Linked DNA regions of Homo sapiens: region 2 is linked to region 1. Evidence: chromatin loops called from intact Hi-C (ENCODE). Cell type or tissue: psoas muscle. All regions are shown on one strand. Each heading gives the region's core, and the rest is flanking DNA. Links, peaks and the distances in the headings are about the cores only. Region 1 overlaps CARINH (colitis associated IRF1 antisense regulator of intestinal homeostasis). Region 2 holds the start of MIR6830 (microRNA 6830).

Region 1 (10,595 bases), core at 1,169-9,168:
CCCGTAAGAGGATGTCCTGAGGGCTAGTGAGTTCTAGGGTAAGGTGGGAGGCCACCAGATGAGGGTTTGAATCCAGGCTCTGACATTCCAGCCTCGTCTTGGGCAAGTGACTTCACCTGTGGAATGTGAGCTACGAGGAAGGAACTTAGATTTGCGCCCCTTAGCATTCAACAGGGGCTCTATAAATACCAGGCCAGGCCAATGCATGATCCTTTCTGAGCCTCAGCTGCTCATATGTGAAATGGATGACACCTATCTCACAGGTTTGTTGTAGGGACTAAATACAACTTAATACAGTTAACACTCTACTGTTTGAGAAACATTAGAGTCCAAAGCCCTGGAGGGCTACTTCCACCACGCCCCATGCTTTGTAGTCTCCTCTTTTTGGCAGAACTAGTTTACCTCCACACTGCTACTACCACACCCTAGACATACCTCTGGTGTAGTATGCAGCACATTGTGTGTGTACTTGTCCAACTCCTCCATGAAGCTTCAGGGCAGTTAAAGACAAGAATTTTGCCTCTCTATCGTCTGTGCCTCTGAATGACACTATGAAGTAAGCAAGGGCATTATTTCCATTCTACAAATGAGAAAACTGAGGCTTAGAAAGATTAGATGCCTTGCCCAAGTCACACAGTGGAGAGTAGGAGAGCAAGACCTAAACCTGGTTCTCATTTCTGGGCCTGTGTTCTGTAAACCAAAAAGAAAATTCCAAGGTACTCCCCAGCTGTCTGAATAGACCCCTCCTCTCGGCCAAGGGCATTCCAAAGTTAACCTGAAAAACTAGTTTAGGCCATGATGGGAAGGGGGAGCCAGACATGCCTCGTTATACCCTCTTCCCTTTTGGAATTACTGACTCTTTAAGACTGATAAGAGATATTTACAGTCCATTCTCTCTGAAGCCTGCTACCTGGAGGCCTCATCTGCATAATAAAACCTTGGTCCCCATAGCCCCTTATCGTAACCCAGACATTCCTTTCTGTTGCTTTCTATTGATAATAACTCTTTCAACCAATTGTCAATCAGAAAAATTTTTGAATCCATCTATGACTTGAAACCACCCCCACTCCCCAACCTAGTTGTCCTGCCTTTTTGGACAGAACCAATGTACATCTTATATGCATTGATTGATGGCTATGTCTCCCTAAAATGTATAAAACCAAATTGTGGCCTGACCACTTTGGGTACATGTTCTCAGGATCTCCTGAGGGCTGTCTCACAGGCCATTGGTTACTTATATTTGGCTCAGAATAGATGTCTTCAAATATTTTACAGTTTGACCGACAACTCTATTCTAGATGATTCTCTTGCAAAAGGGAGTTGGAGGTGAGAAGGAAGTGAGCCAATTCTCATGTCCCTGAGAAAAAGGCAGGCAGAGCTTCGAGAGGAAGGAGGTGCTTGGGGAGGCAGCAGGACACTGCACTTGCCTCAGCCCCATCCTGACTCCCCGTGGATCATCGTGCATGCAGCAGCTGTGACCCCCAGAGGCCTCTAGTTCAGCATAAGCTGAGGCAAAGGGGGCCCCCAGGTTCCCTCTACTGGTGTGAAGCCCAGCCGGCAAGGGGACTGGGGATCGGCGGCCCAGAGTTGATTGTTGTGGCCCCAGCAGCAGGATGATGGCTGTAGAGCACCTGCTCAGGAGTTAGCCTATCTCCAGCTATGGGGCGGGAAGGCTCCCTACCAGACCACACACATCTTGATGTACTCACCCTGTGAGCCCAGGACCCCTGTGATACCTGCTGAGGTGAAGGCTGAATGAGTGAGAGCTCCCAGCCTCCAGCATCAGGGCATTAGGGAGAAGAAGCAGCTAGACTCAAGCCAGGGATGCAGAGGGAGGGAACAGGCATCAGGTAGTAGGTGTTTTAATGTCACCTACCTCTTATTATGTTGTATGTTTCTGGAGGATGGGTCCATGGCTGATCCATCCTTGTGTCTCTACTACAACCAGCAGATTACTTTACAGAGAGTTGATACTCAGTAAGTACAGCTTATTGAAGGTGTAACCAAAAGCCAGTAGGCAGGATGACAGATGGCATCCGCCTTGCATGTCTGGGTCATCAGGGAAAGGGCCAATGTCCAGTGTGTCCTGACCAGGATGGTTCTGACAAGGACATCCATAGCATCCACAGAGGGTGCTCCCTCCCCAGGCAACAAACTCTCCCTCCCTCCTTTCTTTCTTCCTTCCCTTTTTTTTGAGATGGAGTCTCACTTATTGCCCAGGCTGGAGTGCAGTGGCACAATCTCGGCTCATTGCAACCTTCGCCTCCTGGGTTCAATTGATTCTCTGGCCTCAGCCTCCCGAGTAACTGGGATTACAGGCATGTACCACCATACCTGGCTAATTTTTGTATTTTTAGTAGAGATAGGCTTTTGCCACGTTGGCCAGGCTGGTCTCAAACTCGTGACCTCAGTTGATCTGCCTGCCTGGGCCTCCCAAAGTGCTGGGATTACAGGCATGAGCCACCGCTCCCAGCACACTCTCCCTTTCTTAGCCAAAGAGACACCACTTGGAGGAAACTACCTGGATCTAGGTGCTTCCCTAGTGACAAAAATGGACTGGGGATGTGGTATAAATCCTTGCCCCTGGGAATCTGGAAGGGACCTATGATATGAGAAAAAACAAACAAACAAACAAACAGACCAATTATCTCTTTATTGAGACCAAAACTGCTGCTTTTGCCTGAATGGTCAGATTGACTGATTCCTCTTCCACTTGCCATCCCCACTGCATGCATGGCTACAAATAATCCTGATGTTGCACATTTAAAATAGTGCCTTGCTTCAATTGCTTCAGTCTATCAGTGTAAACTGTGTCTCCCCTGGCAGGTATGCTGTGGGGGACAGTGCAGGGCTTGTCTCTGTAGGACCAAACTCAGTATGAACTTATCACCTGCCTGTGTGTACAGCTTTAAGCTTCAGGTAGAGGGTGTTATAAACCCTGGAGTAGGACTTCCCTAGAGAACAGGTCATTACACTATGTCCATCTATTGAGGCCCTAAATTAAGTCTACAGAATTAGGCCTAAACTCCGCAGACAGTAGCCAAAGGTCTCAGGCTCTGGCCCACTCCACCTGTCCATCCACACCTCCCTCTCATCTTGCCCTTCACTCACTTAACACAGTGCCCAAAGGGAGATGCAGTTGCCTGGACAGGCTGGCTTTGGCTTAAGCTAGGGGTTCTTAAAGAATAGTCCCCAGACCAGCAGCATCAGCATCACCTGGGACTTGTTAGACCTCCTGAATTGGAACCTGTGGGATGAGACTCAGCAAACTGTTTTAATGAGTCTTCTAGGTGATTTTGGTTGCACTAAAGTTTGAGAACCACTGGGTGAGCCATTCCCTGAGCCCAGGTTGCCTTTCTCAGCCATTTTCTGCCTATTATAATCTCAACCACCTTTCAAAGTTCAGCTCAATACCATCTCTTTTGGGAAGCCCCCGTAGTCCCCCAAGTACTTGTGAAGGCCTCTTCCTTGAACCGACAGCTTCTTTGTCACCCCATCCCCCATTCTAGTGAAAGACCTTCATTTCTGCTTCTCTTTGCAGCATGTATTTTCTGCTTTGTTTTATAGTAAACTTTGAGCAGTTGTTAACTGCCTTCCCACACTGATTCCCCTCTAACACACAAATGTTACTCTGTAAAGGCCATGTCTTACTTCACTCATTCTTTTTTATTTTTTATTTTTGAAACAAGGTCTGGCTCTGTTGTCCAGGCTGGAGTGCAGTGGCATGATGTTGGCTCACTGCAACCTCTGACTCCTGGGCTCATGTCATCCTCCCACCTCAGCCTCCCAAGTAGCTGGGATTACAGGCCTGTGCTACTGCGCCCGGCTAATTTTTGTATTTTTAGTAGAGACAGGGTTTCCCCATGTTGGCCAGGCTGGTCTCGGTCTAGACTCAAGTGATCCGCCCACCTTAACCTCCCAAAGTACTGGGATTACAGGAGTGAGCCACTGCGCCTGGTGCAATTTGCTCATTCTTTGAATAAATGTCCACTGAGGATCTGCTCTACATGGCGGGGGCTGTGCTAGGCACTGGGGTTCAGACAAAGGTGCACCCTTATACTTATCATCCAGGAGCCAGTGGGGTGAATGGCAAGGTGGCTGGCAATTGCAATACTTTGAGTAGCACTGAGACAGAATGCTTCCAACCACAGGGGGCCCCTCATGCCCCTCCCTGTTGGGACCCACCCAAAAAGTAACCTCTGTTCTAACTTCCATCACCAGAGATTAATTTTATCTGTTTTTGCCTTTTGTTTGAGACAGGGTCTTGCTCTGTCGTCCAGGATGGAGTGCAGTGGTGCGATCATAGCCCAGTGCAGCCTCAAACGCCTAGACTCAAGCAATCCTCCCACCTCAGCCTCTTGTGTAGCTAGGACTACAGGCATGTGCCACCATGCCCAGCTATTTTTTTTTTTTTAAAGAGACAGAGTCTTGCTATGTTGCCCAGGCTGGTCTCAAACTCCTGGTCTCAAGCATTCCTCCTGTCTTGACCTCCCAGAGTGCTGGGATTACAGGTATAAGCCACCGCACCCGGCCAATTTTATTTGTTTTTAAACTTCATATAAATAGAATCATACAATGTACCTTTCGGGTGTCTGGCTTCTTCCCACTACACATTATCTGTGCGATCCATGTATGCTGTTATGTATAGACACAGTTTGTTCTTTTTTAAGATTGCTGTGTTGTATCCCATTGTGTAGATATGACACAATTTAACCATTCTACTGTTGATGGCCATTTGTGTTGTTTCTAGTTTGGGGCTCTTATGGAGAAAGATACTATTAGACATAAGACAAAAACATTTTGGTTTATGTCCGCTGGTGGACATTCTGGACATTCGCACTCATTCCTCTTGAGTATGTACCTAGAGGTGGAACTGATGGTTTATGGAATGGGTATAGTCTTAGCTTTAGTAGATACTATCAAATAGTTTTCCAAAGTGATTGTACCAATGTACACTCCTACCAGCATATAAAAGTGTTTGCCAACATTTGGTATTATCAGTCTTCAATTTTAGTCCTTCCTGTGGGTATAGAGTTGTATCTTTTACGTTTTAATTTGCTTATTGGCTATTTATATATCCACTTTTAAGATGTTCCTGTTTAAGACTTTTGCCTATTTGCTTTTTTCTTATTTACTTACAGGAATTCTTTGGACCTTCTGGATATAAGCCCCAGTCGTCTGTCGGATATGTTACAGAGAATATCCTCTCCTCTTCCAGTCTCTGGCTCGCCTTTCCACTAGGTTTTTTGTTTTTTTTTTTCTGAGACAGAGTCTCGCTCTCTCACCCAGGCTGGAGTGCATGGCATGATCTCGGCTCACTACAACCTCCACCTCCCGAGTTCAAGTGATTCTCCTGCCTCAGCGTCCCGGGTAGCTGAGACTACAGGTGCCCACCACCATGCCCGGCTAATCTTTGTATTTTCAGTAGAGACGGGATTTCACCATATTGGCCAGGCTGGTCTCGAACTCCTGACTTGTGATCCGCCCATCTCAGCCTCCCAAAGTGCCGGGATTACAGGTGTGAGCCACCGCACCCAGACGCCTTTCCACTCTTTAATGGTATTTTTGATGAACAAAAGTTCATAAATGTTCAATTTACCCATCTTTTCATCTATGGCTAGTGTATCCTGCTTAAGTAATCTTAGTTCCAAGAAGTCCAGTTAACAGAAATAACAAAAATTACTAATATTAAAAAAGACAAAGAAGTGAAGGAAAAAATTGGATGGTGGGTGTGGGAGAAGGACTGCATCAGATCGTGAGAGTGTGCTCACTTGACTGTGCTGTGCAAAGCCCGGGCCTTGTCCTGTGTTGTGGTATGGATGGGAGCTGAACCCCCAGGCAGTGCAACAAACATGCCCTCTGTTTGGTTCAGATGCTGCACCAGGTGGTGGAAAGGGCTCTGTGGGCTGTAGGGGGACCCTGGCTCAATGGCTTAAGAGAAAGATCACTCCTTTTCATGTGTGTTAAGCTGGGTCTGACCCCCAAACCCTGGAGACTCCCTTTAGTCCAGGCCCTGCGCCTCTGTGCCAGAGCCTGCAAAGACAGCAGTGCTGACACTTGTCCAGCTGGCTCACAAAGGGGAAATTCTCCCCTCCTTGAGTCACCACATAGACAGGAGGAGCTTCAAATAACAAGCGCTCGACTCCAAACGATCCCTATGCTCATTTCACGATGCTGCATCACTTTCAAAATCCCCTGTGATGCTTGTGTATGAAGTCTAGATCCAGAAACTTTCCCCATGTTTTCCCCAGTTTGAGTAGAACAATACCCTGGGAGTCACAAGCTACATCATACAATTGACTTCCCTAAAAAAAAAAAAAAAAAAGAGATCTTGGACTCAAGGTTATGAGTTTGCAGTGTCCTTTGCAGGGTCTTTTAAATCCCCTAGTGGCATATGAAACTCTGGATGTTTGTGAATTTTCCTGGGGAAAGGGTCTATGTGTGCCATCAGATTCCGGAAGGGGTGTATGACCTCAAAAAAAGGTAAGACTCACTGGACCGAGTCCCCTTTAAGGATAGTTTGCAGTCCTCTTCTGCTGGGAGGTGATGGTAGTAGGCTTGCCAAGAGGACCTCAACCTACCAGATGGATGCGATCTGCCATCCACCTCCCCAGCATAAAGCCAGTTCATAAAGCCAGCTCCAGCATCTCTGGGGCAGTTTTCTTCCCATCCAGGGTCAAGCTCTTGGCGGCTTAGAGATGCAGTGTGCCAGTCCCAACACCATGGCTGTGTGTCACTGCAGATGAAGGCATACTTTTTTTCTAGGACGTGCAGTGACCCCACTTGGCAGCAGACACTCATTTCTGATATTTTTGTATGCCAAGTCTTGGGTAAAACAACTAAGTGATCTCTTAAGGACCCAGGTTCCTTTTTTGTCCCTGTTCCTTGCCCCTCACCACCACTTTTTCCATGTGCCACCCTCTCATAAGAACTCAGAAGCCCAGGGTGGAGTCAAAGGGGTCTTTTAAATCCCCTAGTGGCATATGAAATTCTGGATGTTTGTGAATTTTCCTGGGGAAAGGGTCTATGTGTGCCATTAGATTCTGGAAGGGGTGTGTGACCTCAAAAAAAGGTTAAGACCCACTGGACCGAGTCCTCTTTAAATGGAAGTGCATGGATCAGTTTGATAAAATTAATTTATAGTAATGAGCTATGTATCTTTAGCTAACTGCACTTCTAAAAAGACATCTGGGAAGGGAGAACGCTTAACTAAAATTATTATTATAATTATTATTTTTTGAGATGGAGTATTGCTCTTGTCGCCCCCAGGCTGGAGTGCAATGGCACGATCTCAGCTCACTGCAACCTCTGCCTCCCAGGTTCATGCAATTCTTGTGCCTCAGCCTCCTGAGTAGCTGGAATTAGAGGTGCCCACCACCATGCCCAGCTAATTTTTGTATTTTTAGTGGAGACAGGGTTTCACCATGTTGCCCAGGCTGGTCTTTAACTCCTGACCTCAAGTAATCTGCCCACCTCAGCCTCCCAAAGTGTTGGGATTATAGGCATGAGCCACTGCACCTGACCTAAAATTATATTTCTAATGACAAAACTGAGGTACAGCTCATAACTAAATAGGGGAGAATGACATTAAAGCCACTCCCATCACTAAAAAAGACCAATTTTTCTGGTCTAGATGGCTTTTTAGAGGCTCCTGGAGCAGGAACAAGGGGTTAGTGACTACGATGTGTCAAAAGAGACATAGGCATTTCTCAGATAAACCTCAGCTCTTCCGGCTTGAGAGAAGGAAACATTCCCAACATGACTTAGGGGCCCAAGGACCCTGTTTCCACCTCATATCAGATTGTCAAATGGGAAGGGTGTGCCTAGAGCACACACTCCCTCCTGAAAGGGCTGAGTCCCCAGAAGACCTATGTCTGCTCCATCCTGGGTCCCTGCTCTCTCCTGGAGACAAGATACAGCTGCCTGTATGAGTAGCAGTCTGGGGCCTCCTCCTCCCTCCCTCTGCCCCACCCCACTCCTCCCTGCCCGCCCCCATACACACTGGGTTCTTCCTCCCCTGCTCTCTCTCAAGAAGCCAGGCCCCTGCCCCCACTCACAGTCAGAAGGAAGTGATTCTGCAAGGCCTCCCAGGGACTCCCAGGACTGGCTCAAGGCATCAGACTGTTAAATAAGTGGGATTTTTTCAGTGTTTGTAGAAACTGTTGTTTAAAAAGATGTAACCATCCAAACTGTTTATGTAACCCTTGGGAAGTCTCAACAGATATGGTTCCCTATTTATAACTGTGGCCAGGACTTTAAAAATACAAGTGGAGGGGGACTGTCAAAATCAGAGAGGTTGTCACGTTACAGTTGTATGCTTGCATAACTGAATTCAGTATTTTGCTCTAATTTGAGAAGTTTCTTTTTATTCACTTTTCTCCTTTTCTGGTTTTCTCTTCCTTTGTTGTCCACTGCTGTGCACCATACACTCCTGACATTTTCTGAGAACATCAGAACTATTTCTCTGAAGTGGAGGTTCAAAATAGGGGTTTTTAGAATGACCAAATAATAATGAACACTAAAATTCATTTCAAAGCCTAGGACTAGTCTATTCATACTGATATTCCTAGTCTACAAGGGTAAACATAGCTGTCTTCTCGCCGCCAGCCCCTACACCTGCAGGGGCCTGCTCTGTCTCTGGGTTGTCCGCTCTGGAGGTAGGTGTCAGACCACCTGGTCTCACTTTCCTAGGTCCAATCTCTGGATCTATGGCAACAGAATCCACAGGTCCCTATTCCCATACAGGGGGAATGCAAAGTTGCTGGGGGACAATCACAGTGCAAAGCTGAGATCTGGGCTTCTTTCTAGAGCCATTCTGAGGTCTTCATCACTCACACTAACAATCCAACTAAAACCTGGCTCTTGTAGGAACACATCCTCTTCTTTATTAGGGAGGCTGTTCTCTGAGTTAACATAGTAGCAGTTTCGTTCACAGATCTTTCTGGCAAAAAAGAATCCGACGAGAGCTATGCCTCCACCAAAGGCACAGTTTGATAACACTTTGGGGAAGGATGGTTCATAGCTCCTGAAGAAGAAAGAGTCTGTGATAAGAACCTCTGGCCCACAGGCTTCTTCACACTACACAACTTCCAAAATCCCTAACCACTGCTAATAGCTAGGAGGAGGATAGTGACTGTTCCCAACACAAAGAGATGACAAACATTTGAGATGGTGGATATGCTAATTACCCTGATGTGATCACTATACATAATATGTATTGAAACATCATTATGTACCTTGTAAATATGTATAATCATTATAACACACAATATGAGGTCCCAGACAATGATAATACATAATAATTATACGTTTATGGGATACATAGTGATGTTTCAATATGTATAAATTGAAGTGGTGTGAATTATGTATAAATTTTAACTACATTAAAAATTACAGAAAAATAAATTTTAAAAAACAAAACAAAAAAAATTCTTAACTGCTGTCAAGCTAGCACTGACAACCGAAGCCTCAGCCCAGTACCTCCCTGCTTCCACCTGTGCTGACCACCCTAAGAGAGAAGGCAGAGGCACACAGCCCTTACATCTTGGTGGGGAAACCCTAGGGTTTCCTCTGAGGGCCTGACAGTTTGAAGGGATTGAAAATGAGTGGAGGGTGTGGCCACCTCAGCTCTAGCCTCCTTCTGCTGAGGGACAGTGGCCAAGGAACATCCTCATAGATCCAAAGGAAGGTGGAGAGTCCCTCTTTGTCCTCTCCACCCACCTCATCCCCACCACGCCCTGATGTCACTCCCTGCTGTACCCACCCCGGAAACCCTTAGCCACTTCCCACAGGTCCACTCCCAGGGAAGTTCTTTAATTGGTGGATGTGGGAAAGAGGAAGAGGAAAAATATCATTTCTACCTTCCCAATTCCCTGTATCCCATGAGCCTCCAGTCTGAAAATGATTACCCATCTGACCTGGAGCTCTCATCCTAGGTATCATAATGGCTCTTCTTTTACCCATAAGGAGAATGGGTAATGAAGAAATGCAAAATCCCAACTCATGAAAATGTGGTTGAAAAAGGGAAGACCCATAAAAGTTCTCATTTGTTGACCAGAGACAATAAAGTGATTACTTAAAAAAAAAAAAACCCACCTCTGGGGTCTTTCCAAATCATGGAGAAAAATAAAAACAGGGGAAGACATGCTCTAGTCTTAAAACTCCAATGTGGCCCCAGACTGGTGAGCCCCAACAACAGTAAATACCCACCCTCAGCAGCCTTCTGCCCACCTCACCCCACCAATACTAGGTCCCAGACAAGTCAACAAACACTTATTGACCATGTACTGTGTGCTTCCAACCATTCCGGGAGTTGGAATTCTGCAACCTCAAGGTGCTTTGCGAGGAGCAGGGAAACAGCTCAGTCAACATTTACTGTGTGCTGACGTTTTGCTAGGTTTAGAGGAGGCAAAAATCTGAGAAAAAAACAGCTAAGAATACTCCAATCTGGGAAGTACTAATATACACATAGCACCATAGGAGCAAGGAACAATTAATTCTACATGGTGAGGTCAACCAGAGAAGATGATTTTTAAGTTGGGCCTTGAAAGCACATTAGGATTTTGCTGGGTATAACTGGGAAGGAGTGGCATTCC
Region 2 (10,595 bases), core at 1,087-9,086, 230 kb after region 1:
AGATACATCCTCCCAGCTCTATGTTTTCACTGTCCCCTCCCTACATACATACAGAAGGTGCTGAGCCTGAGCCAGTCAAGCCTTTTGAGGAACAAGAAACAGACACCCAATCCCTTAGGTATAAGGGGCTTGTGTAAGCAAGAGAGAAGCCTTCTGAAATCCTGGGATAGAGAAGACAGTATAGTAAGGCCTTGGAGCAGACCTGTGGCTAGAACCAGGAGGGCCTGGACTCTGCCTCAGGGCAAGCCCAGGCTTACTCACTTTCTCTTGATGACTTGCTCTCTTCTGCTGCTCTAACTCCCTAATGGACCCCTTAGCACAATACGCCCTACCCTGCAGCAGGTTCCAGGTTGGAAGATAATTGTCCTGTGTGTCTTGGGACCCCCACACCTAGACTATGACAGGAAGACTGTCAGCTCTGCAGACATTTGGCATAGGCATGAACACATGGCGCCATTCACTTATGCTTTCCTTCTGATAGAGGATCCATTTGCAGATGGGAGTTGTGGTTGGCCTTCTCTGAGCCTAACCTGGAATCTCAATGGATTAGGATTTCTTCTGAAAGAGTAAGATGAGGAATGGTGGGTGTGCTGTGTGTCTAATCAAGTATGGCGGGCAAAAAACTGATGAACTGGCATTATCTTAGACTTAGAATTCTGTCAGATAAGGCTTATGTTTTTTTGGGAAAGCATTTGTATTTCCTTTGTTTTGCTTGCTTTGTCTTAGTGAATTTCCATTTGAGCACTCCAGTGGGGTGCTCAAAAGCAGGGCAGGAAGAAGACCGGCAGAGCTGGGGTACAGATGGGTGCTAATCCTCCAGCACAGTCTAGGCTGCATGGCTGAGCTGGGAGACGGTATCGGAGGCTTCTGTTGTGGACTGAGGTTTACTGCCAGTGGGGTTTGTCTCAGGTTGTGCCTATTTCTGGGCTGATGAGAAGACAGTAGCTGGCCCCTTTCCCATGTCAGCAGCCCAGCCTGAGGTTTTGGCCATGTGTGCCATATTCATTTTTGTATCCTGAGTGCCTAGATCAGTGCCTGGCATCTGCAGGTCTTCAGTAAATATTTGTGAATGAATGGTGACGGGCCAGTGAGAACAGTGTCTGCCAAGGAGCCTTACTACAGGAAGAACACTGTCTACCTAGGAGACTGTCTCCTCTGACTGCTCTTTCTCTGGCAGGTGCAGACTGACAAGGGTTAGTTTTATTCCTCTTCTGGCTGGCCATCTGTTGTACACCTTAGTTTGGGTGTTGGTACTCTGGAGGATATTGTGTCAAATTATCTTTCTGTTATTGTCTCTCATGTACTGTTGCCTCCTTGTGGGCAGGGACTGGTTCCCCAAAACCTGGCACTGTCCTGGCATATGTGTTGGAAGGTAAGATAGAAACAAACAGCAGTCTGTGAAATAAGAAGGAGTGGGCCAGAATCTTGGACTGACAGACCATTGGAACCCGAGCTGACTGTACCCCACTGCGATTCCGCCTTCTCATGGTACAGGTGGTTGCTGGGAGTTGAGAGGATGGGCTCTCTCCGCAGGGCACGTGACTTCCCAGAGCAGGGACCAGAATTGAGCACACATCACTGGCTGCACGCTCTTTGTTCTTTCTGCTGTTTGTCCTTTTTAGCTTCTGTGTGCTAGGCCAGGATTTTGATATGTTTGATTATCTGCATATGTGTGTACATGCCTATGTGTCTCCTCACCTAAATTAGTCTTTTTCACTTTGTTGATCCAGTGATTGTCATTGAATGCCTTTCAGACACTTCCCTCTGTGACCATGAAACTCTGGGTGTCTGCATTGCTGATGGCCTGGTTTGGTGTCCTGAGCTGTGTGCAGGCCGAATTCTTCACCTCTATTGGTACGTGCCAACAGGACTGTCGTCTCCCTGACACCTTGGCTCACATGCCACGGATGTCTCTGGCTGCAGCCTGTTCTCATTTAGAGTGGGATAGCCTTAACTACTGGTTTTGGCCAGTTCTGAGGAGAGTGGAACTGGCAGAGTTGCTGTTTTCCCCTATAAGATCCCAATGATCTGGATGTTCAGGGAGCCAGATGTCTGAATTGGGTCTTTCTTCCTGGGAAGTGCAGGCTGCACTTGGGCTCTCTGGTCTTTTTGACCACCTTGCCCATGGACCAGAGAGTGGTTCTGAGCAGCAAATCCTTTGTATCCTGAGGATCAAGCTTTTCCTATCCTTCCGACCTAAAGTTCAGAGCTTTTTATCCTGTGGTGAGCCCCCAGGATATCCATGCCCCAGTGTCATGACCAGCTATGTAACAGTCGGAGAATGAGATTTAGGGCTGCTTCTTGAGTGACATCCAGTGCACTTATCTCAAACATCCCCTTGGTGCCTCTGCCTCTTTCTTCCTGAAGTTGCGAGATAGAGCCCCATGAGTGCCTAGGCCCCCTTTAACTCCAAGTCCCCATAATCCTCAGAGAGCTGACATGTTCTTATCCCAGGGGACTTGCTTCTGTGCTGGTATTCTGTGCCCCAAGGAAGGAGGCTGGACATCCCTCATCTGTTTCTCACTGGTGTCTTTCTTCTCTCCCTTGCAGGGCACATGACTGACCTGATTTATGCAGAGAAAGAGCTGGTGCAGTCTCTGAAAGAGTACATCCTTGTGGAGGAAGCCAAGCTTTCCAAGATTAAGAGGTGTCCTAAGTCCCCAACCATCCTTAGTTGGCCTTCCTTCCCTTCTGCCCCTCAAGGAACAAGGAAGCCATCCAGGGTGCCTATAAGAGGAAACCTTTGAGAGGGTGATGTGGGGCTGGCCTGGTTACTTCATGCCAGTGCTTGAGAGGAGCTAAGTACATGGGCTAAGGAGTCACTGTTTATTTTCTATTTAAGACCTTTTCCCTTACATTGGGGGTCCCAGCTGTTATCTAGATTAAGGGGCTAGAAGTATCTGTGGGGAGTTACTGTATTCATTTTTCATTGCCTCTTGATGAAAAGGGCCCCAGAACCTGGCACCAGGGAATTCTCACTAGGAAAATTGTCACAGGTCAAGACCTATGTGGGTGGACGCATTAGTCTTCCTTTTCCTCTGGTTCCACAGCTGGGCCAACAAAATGGAAGCCTTGACTAGCAAGTCAGCTGCTGATGCTGAGGGCTACCTGGCTCACCCTGTGAATGCCTACAAACTGGTGAAGCGGCTAAACACAGACTGGCCTGCGCTGGAGGACCTTGTCCTGCAGGACTCAGCTGCAGGTGAGGGACGGTGAGCAGGTGCTTGAGTGAGCCCATATGTTTGTGTGCTCATGCCTGGGTTGTTGTGTCTGAGCCTGTCTTGGGTCTGGGTGTTGGTGGGCAAGTACATTGTGGAAACAGGACCCTGCTGGTCTCATGGCTCTCTCCCTTCTCTGTGGGGACCTGGAAGTTGGCTGGCCTTGGTTTTTAACATGTAATGATGTTCAGTTCTTTTTTTAGCGTCTTTTTTTTAGTGTCTGTCTTTTCTTATTTTTTGCTAATGACATTTTTCCAATTATACTTTAGTGATACATGTTTATAGAAAAGTCGGAAAACACAAAAACAAGAGAATTATAATTCTTAATCCAGTTGCCCAGTGGTGAGCATTATTAAAATTGTAGTTTTTCTACCTATGCATATACATTTAAAAAATGGAACTATACATACATACCAGGGCATGCAAACTCAGTTGCTTGGAGGGACAATGAATTTACAAGTGTCAAGTGGGCTGGATGGTGGGGCCAGGGCAAGTTGGGGAGCATAGGTCTGATCTAAATTCATTCCTATTCATATGTTTTACAAACAAAGCATATCTGTTGGTAGATTTGTGACAGAAGAAAAAATTCTGTGAATTTCTCAGCTTCTTTATATGCCATTCAATGTTCTTCTGCAACATGATTTTAATGGCTGGATGGTGATTACCTGTCAGATGGTGATAATCTGTCATACTGATAATACTGTCAAATGGGTCAAGTCATTGGATATGGGATTTTTTCTGAATTATCAGCACCTTTTTACATATTTCTTGGTGTATACTTCTGATTACTTTTTTAGGGTAAGTTCCTAGAAGTGATATTACCGATGAGAGTGTGAACTTTTTAAAAGCTTTAAACTATACTTGGTGCTTTTATTGTGATAATACTTTTTATGCCCTAATACTTTTCTGTCAATAAGAAGAGATGGTACGGTGGGCCTGGAGGTGGGCTCTCCTAACTCCTAGCCCTGGGTTTAGTCCCCTGGACTCACTGACTTTTTTTTTTTTTTTTTTTTTTTTTGAGACTGAGTCTCACTCTGTCACCAGGCTGGAGTGTAGTGGCGGGATCTCGGCTCACTGCAACCTCTGCCTCCGGGTTCAAGCAATTCTTCTGCCTCAGCCTCCTGACTAGCTGGGACTATAGGCACATGCCACCATGCCCAGCTAATTTTTTTTTGGTATTTTTAGTAGAGACAGGGTTTCACCATGTTGGCTAGGATGTTCTTGATCTCTTGACCTCGTGATCCACCCATCTCCACCTCCCAAAGTGCTGGGATTACAGGTGTGAGCCACCATGCCCGCTGCCTTTTTTTTTTTTTTTTTTTTTTTTTTTAAAGGGACAGGGTCTCACTATATTAGCCTAGACTGGAGTGCAGTGGCTATTCACAGGTGCGATTGTAGCACACTGCAACCTTGGACTCCTGGCCTCACGTGATCCTCCTGCCTCAGCCTCCTGAGTAGCTGGGACTATAGGCACAGTGCCATTGTACCCAGCTCTTCACTGCCTCTTTTCCCTGAGCTGTGAGTGCTGATTAACTTCAGACTAGCTGTCTCTCTGGCTGAGACATTTTAGCCCATGTGGCCAGACTGGGTTGGGCCTGGGGGCAGGGTGGCCTCTGGAGAGGGATTGGTGAGCTCAGCCAGGCTGGAGCTGTGCCCAGTGAGCTCACTGCCTCCAGAAACCACGGCTGCCTTTCCCAGACTCCCGCCTCTCCGCCTGGGCCTGCAGCTCGGGACAGGCTGTTCTGCCTGCACGGCAGGAGACTAAGCCTACCCAGATGACCTCCTCTCTCCAATCTTGTTCTCCACACCCTACACTCCCACCATCATCTGGTTCCTTTGGAAAACCTTATGATTACCTGGAAGGAGATAGGGCAGGCCCAGAGAATAATTGGTTGTTTTCATCTCTGACTTTGAGTTCTTGCCCCTGAAACGAGCAGGGCATGCTGACAGTGTGGCTTTTCCTGGCAGCATGTTCCCCTACTCCCACCCCACCAGATTCTAAACTCTTTAGAGTCCCTGACCATGTAGCTATGAAGACAAGGAAGGCAGGGTTACAGCTTCTTGGTCCCTGTCCCCAGTTATGGCTGAAGTGGATGTTTAGGTCTGAAGTCATAGGTGGCAGTGGATACAGCTACTCTTGGGAAGAGGTTGGGGAAGGAATGGCCTTGTTGTTCCCCTCTCACTTCTCAGCTTAGAGGCAGAATTGAAGGCCCTAAGTCAGCCTGGGAAGGCTTGGCTCCCACCTGGGATTGTAGGAGGTACACATCTTACTTTACAGCTAGGGCTTGGAGTCCCAGAAAAGCCTCCTTGGAGTACTTCTGTGGTCAAAAGCTCTCCCACGCTTCAGGCTGTGGTCTTGAGCACCATAACTGGAGAGCCCATGCCCTGAACTCATTGAAGGTCTGAGTGGTGGGAGTACAGAGGAGAACAGGCCCACCGTGGTCTCTTAGGGGACGGACCTTGCTGGGTTGGTGCAACCCCACCTTGGTCCTTGGCCTGTCTAGGTGGTCCTTCAGCTGTCAACCTAGGGGGAGGGGGATGACTTCCAGGACTTTCATCATCACCTTTCTGGATGATAAGTGCCAGTGGTCAGTAATGAGTGGCCAGCTCGGCTTCATTAGTTAACTGTCATTGTCCCTTGGACTCCTCAACTTGAAATGTGTGCTGGAAGTCTGTGTTTACCTGACTAGCCCAATTACCCTGGATCAAGGTTTTCCATGGGATTTATTTTCCACTGAGTGGTTGACAGTTCTTCCTGAGTCCTCTCCCGTGCTCTTCTCAGTTACCCTCTCTATCCTCTGTTTCTTCTGTCTCCACCAGCTCTGACTGAATGATTTGGAGCCAAGACTTCTGGACTCCTAAATATTAACCAATATGGGGGGCTGCTTCTACTTAGTTCCAAAGAGCAACACAGGCAGTAGGTATGGTGAGGAGTAAGAAAGGAAAAGTCCCCATAGACTGGAGTCATCAGGGACAACTTCCTGGTGGAAGGGGGCAACAGCCTTTGAGGGAGGGGGCGGGGAAATTTCACTAGCCAGAGACCCTCTTTGTGGCTGCCTCTCTGGTCCCAAGTGGAATTCTGCCCCTGGATCAAGGGTAATCTCTTGTTCTGACTCTCATTTGGAAGGTTTTATCGCCAACCTCTCTGTGCAGCGGCAGTTCTTCCCCACTGATGAGGACGAGATAGGAGCTGCCAAAGCCCTGATGAGACTTCAGGACACATACAGGCTGGACCCAGGCACAATTTCCAGAGGGGAACTTCCAGGTAACTCACCACTCCAGGCGTTGCCTGTCCCGCATGTGTCTCTTTAGTGGCGGGACAGGTTGGAGCCACCACCAACTTGTGGCCTTTAACCTCGGGTGCACCTCTGGTGCACCTCTTGGCTCACCAGTTTGTGCTGGACTCCCTCTCCCATGACAGGTTTCTCCCTCAGCCCCTGCCCTGCCACCTCCCTCCATGTATTAGCCAAGGCCCTCTCCTCTTGCATCTCAGAGAAAGCCAAAGTTGCTGCTCAGGAACCCCCTCCACGTCTGTCCCCAGAGCACCACACAGATCTGCATTCAGACCTGCTTCTTGTCTCCCACCCTCCAATGTCTTTTCATCTAAGGCTGATCTGGGCTTACTATCCCCCTGTCTTGAGTCCTCTTAGTTACAGTCTCTGCTCCTATACATTCTGTCTCCACCTCTCTGGGTTCTACCCTTGAGCTCCCATATAGGCTCTATTCTTGCTCATCTTAACACTTGCCTCCCTCGGTATCTGAGAGTCTTTCGAGTCTTTGCTGCTGATTCATCTCTTCTCCCCTCCTGGTTAGGCTACTGGATAGAGTAATCTACACTCTGTCCATTTTCCTGGTTCCCATATACTCCTGAACTCACAGTATCTGGCCTTTTTCCCCACTGTCACTGATGCTGTTCTTACAAGGTCATCAGTGGCCGCTTGGCTGGTAAACCCAGCGAACAAGGTTCACACATAATGTTCTTTAACTTCCCAGCAGCATTTGACAGATAGATTGCCTCATTCTTTGTGATGTTCTCTCCTCCTTTGAATTCTGGCATACTGATATCTGCTTCTCTTTTAGCCTCTCTGGTCATTTTCTCTCAAGTGGCCCCTCTCCCACTGACTTCCCAGTGTTAGTGTTTATAAGAAGATGTTTTGAGGGCTGCTGGAGACAAGTAACCCCAGCGATTCACTGTGTGAGGCTCATGCAGACCCAGCTTATTCCAGCTCCAGAACCTCAGCTGCCCCCTTTAGACTCCATTAGAGAGAGGGCAGTTCAGGGCACCTGCAAGATCTGTTCACTCTGTAGCCTTGAGATTGGTTGCTTGGAGGAGGGAACCATACCCTGGCGTTGACCTCTCACGTTCACTCAGCAAACCCATGAGTGTCCTGAATAGGGTTATGGGGCAGAAAGGAATTACTCCCTAGGACTCCATCCTTACCTCATCTTCTCCCTGAGCACCTTCCCCAGGTGAGCACAGCCATTTCCATCACCTGAGGTGGATGACATCCAGATCTGTGTTTCTTGCCAAGGCTTGTCTCCCGAGCTTCTAACCAGTGTAGACGGATGCCTTTGGGACATCTGTACTTGAATGTCCCATGGACTTCTCGAACTTCATGTGTCCTGAACTGAAATCCTCATCTCCTTGTAAACACTTTACCTTCCCCCTCATCCTTCTATCTCAGCAAAAAGGACCTCCATCCTCTGGCTGCCTAAGCCAGAAGCCTAAGGCCTATGGATTCTACCTCCTTCTCTCATGTCTTCCGTGCTTATCCCCTGACTCCAGCCTCACAGCTACTTTTTTCTCAATTTGATTATCAAAATACCATTCTGACTTGTCTCCTACCTCCAGCTTACTGCTTAAGACCATCCTCCATGTGGTCTTAAGCACACATTTGTTCACATGAGTTCCTGATTACTGTGCTTAATTTCCAAAGCTAAACCCAAACTCCTCCTGTGTGTGGTCTTTGGGGTCCTGCATGACTCCATTTTCCTGGCTTCCTTGCCCATTGTACTCAGCTTTCCCTATCACTCAGCTCTTTTGTCTCAACCCCTCTATAGGAATACCTTTACCCATGTCAGCTAGGCTACTCCATGTCTGATTGCCTATCAGCACTCAGCTCAGCTGTCACTCTCCCAAATGCTCTCCAGGGAGTAGACATTCGAGTTGGCTCTGGGGAGGATGCTGAGTGCCAGGGAGCCATTCTTAGCATTCTTGGCATCTGGGAGACATGTTGATAATAGCTACTGGTCATTAGCATCCTGGGGAGCATAGGAGACATCTTCATATGTCATCTTATTGAATTCTTGCCACAAGCTCTTTAAAATTGATGATATTATCTTTATTTAGAGATAAGGGGACTGAGACTTAGATATGGTAACTTGTCTATAGTCACACAGCTGGTTGGCGCCCTAGTGAGGCCAACACAAACCTAGTTTAGTTCAGCTCCAGAGCCCCAGCTCAGTCAGCTATGTTACTCTGCCCCAGCAATGTAGGTTCCTGGGCCTGCAGAGCCAGAGGAGACCTGTGGAGAAGGAAAAGGGGCTCCAGGAGCCCCCCAGTCCCTGGCCTACCTAGGGACTTCATCTTGTGTTTACTGTCCCCAACTTCCTATTCCTCGTTATTGGTTCCTGAGCCACCGGGGTTAGCAGACCCTGGTCTCTGAAGCATTTAGCCTACTGTGTAGTGGTTTCATTCCAGGCAGAAAGAGCCTTCTCTGAGTTCTTTTGTGTCAGCCATGCCCAGGTTGCTGTTAATGGGGCTGTGGGGAGTCTTCCTTGCTTTCCAGGGAGAGTCACAGCCCCCACTTCCCCTCCATGGTATCTGCTTTCTCATTATTCTCTGAGGAACCACACACATAGTCTTTCCCATCTTGAGCTCACCCTAAATCCTGCATCTCCCTATAGCTGCTTCTTCATATTGGCTTGAAACTATCTTCATGGTCACTTTCCAGCACTCCCTCTACAGCAGATGACCTTTGGTCATAAGACCCACTGAACTGATACTCAGCAAGGTCCCTGCCACTTAACAGCCAAAGCTGGCACTGCAACCTTGGCTCTTGGCCTCCCTTGGTGTCTCTCACACCACTCCCGCTCCCTCTGTTTCTCCTATCTTTAGTTCATTCTCAGGGTTATTCATTGTCTGTTCTTTCTGGGTAGGTGCTCCCTGGAGCTCTGGCCTTAGTCATCTTCTCCATTCTTTCCTCAGAGTTCCTGCAAGCTATTTTCCTCACCCATGGCTTGGTTGCCACCTAAATTTATGTTTTTTATATTCAGCTAATTTTTCCATCCTCTAGACTCATATGGCAAACTGCCCACCAGACATCTTCTTCTCTGTGGTCCACAGGACCTTCCCACTGTCCTCAACAATGCTTCCTGGTGGGTTTCTGGGGCTCCCCCTAAAAAGGCCCCTTCCCACTTGGGAGATGGGGAATCTGAGGCTAAGAGGTGGCTGTGAACCCCAGTCCAGGGCAGGGCTGGGCCATCTGTCTGTGCTCACTGTGTCAGTGGCCCTTTAGGATATGCAGTCTAAATGTCCGATGGAGTTCTGCTTGGTGATGCCCCCTATCCAGTGGCTCAGGCTTTCCTTGAAGTGGGAATCTCTTTCCCTAATCCAGAGGCTCTTTGGAGCCTGACAATTTACTTCCCCTGCTGTAGGAACCAAGTACCAGGCAATGCTGAGTGTGGATGACTGCTTTGGGATGGGCCGCTCGGCCTACAATGAAGGGGACTATTATCATACGGTGTTGTGGATGGAGCAGGTGCTAAAGCAGCTTGATGCCGGGGAGGAGGCCACCACAACCAAGTCACAGGTGCTGGACTACCTCAGCTATGCTGTCTTCCAGTTGGGTGATCTGCACCGTGCCCTGGAGCTCACCCGCCGCCTGCTCTCCCTTGGTAAGGAGATTCTAGGGGAAGGTAAGATGGGAATGGAGAGTGGCAGAGGAACTGCACTGTGCTGGCATCTGCCTGACCCCTCTCCTGGGACTGAGTCAGTTTACCCTGTCACTTGGCCAGTGACTAATGCCTTACTGACTTTAGGACCAGTCCAGCTTCTTACTAGCTCCTTACCCACCTCAATCCTGGCCTTAGGTTTGCGCAGTCGCTGATAGATACGCTCAGGCCTGTGGCACTTGTGGGCCTTTTTAATAAGGACTCTGTTATGGTGTATCTGTCACCATGCAGGACTACACAGGGTGGAACCTTTACTACATCAGGAGCAGCTCAGGAGTCAGGTTGTACTTTAGGATTGTTACAGTGACAAACAGTAGCGGTGCTATTAGAGGCCTGAGGTCTAATAGTAGGACTTCATATGGCATTGATACTTTGTGTGCCTTGTGCTGTTGGACTGAAGAAGGCCAAAAGCACTGTGCCTTT

Evidence for each region. Peaks named below come from ENCODE experiments on the same cell type or tissue, not always from the same donor. Only the 100,000 strongest peaks of a DNase experiment are listed, where the experiment ranks them.
Region 2: a loop joins it to region 1, with 4 times the contacts of the local background. A loop is called at or near these places in 1 of 110 quality-filtered maps.

What each region holds. Positions count from the first base shown.
Region 1 is chr5:132,435,215-132,445,809 of GRCh38, reverse strand. All of the region lies in intron 2 of CARINH (colitis associated IRF1 antisense regulator of intestinal homeostasis), which reads right to left. Among named protein-coding and RNA genes, the nearest start is that of LINC02863, 14 kb to the right of the region's middle. RefSeq lists an enhancer at 17-696. In psoas muscle, for the core only: no CTCF peak of the experiment used is centred there; DNase peaks (open chromatin) are centred at 6,039, 6,722 and 8,029; H3K27ac peaks cover 3,991 bases.
Region 2 is chr5:132,209,804-132,220,398 of GRCh38, reverse strand. It overlaps P4HA2 (prolyl 4-hydroxylase subunit alpha 2), which reads left to right. Exons shown (of 15, transcript NM_001017974.2): 2 at 1,755-1,854; 3 at 2,551-2,647; 4 at 3,051-3,202; 5 at 6,346-6,483; 6 at 9,876-10,115. The coding sequence starts at 1,773. MIR6830 (microRNA 6830) reads left to right here and starts at 2,481; the gene lies at 2,481-2,550. In psoas muscle, for the core only: no CTCF peak of the experiment used is centred there; a DNase peak (open chromatin) is centred at 4,868; H3K27ac peaks cover 2,117 bases.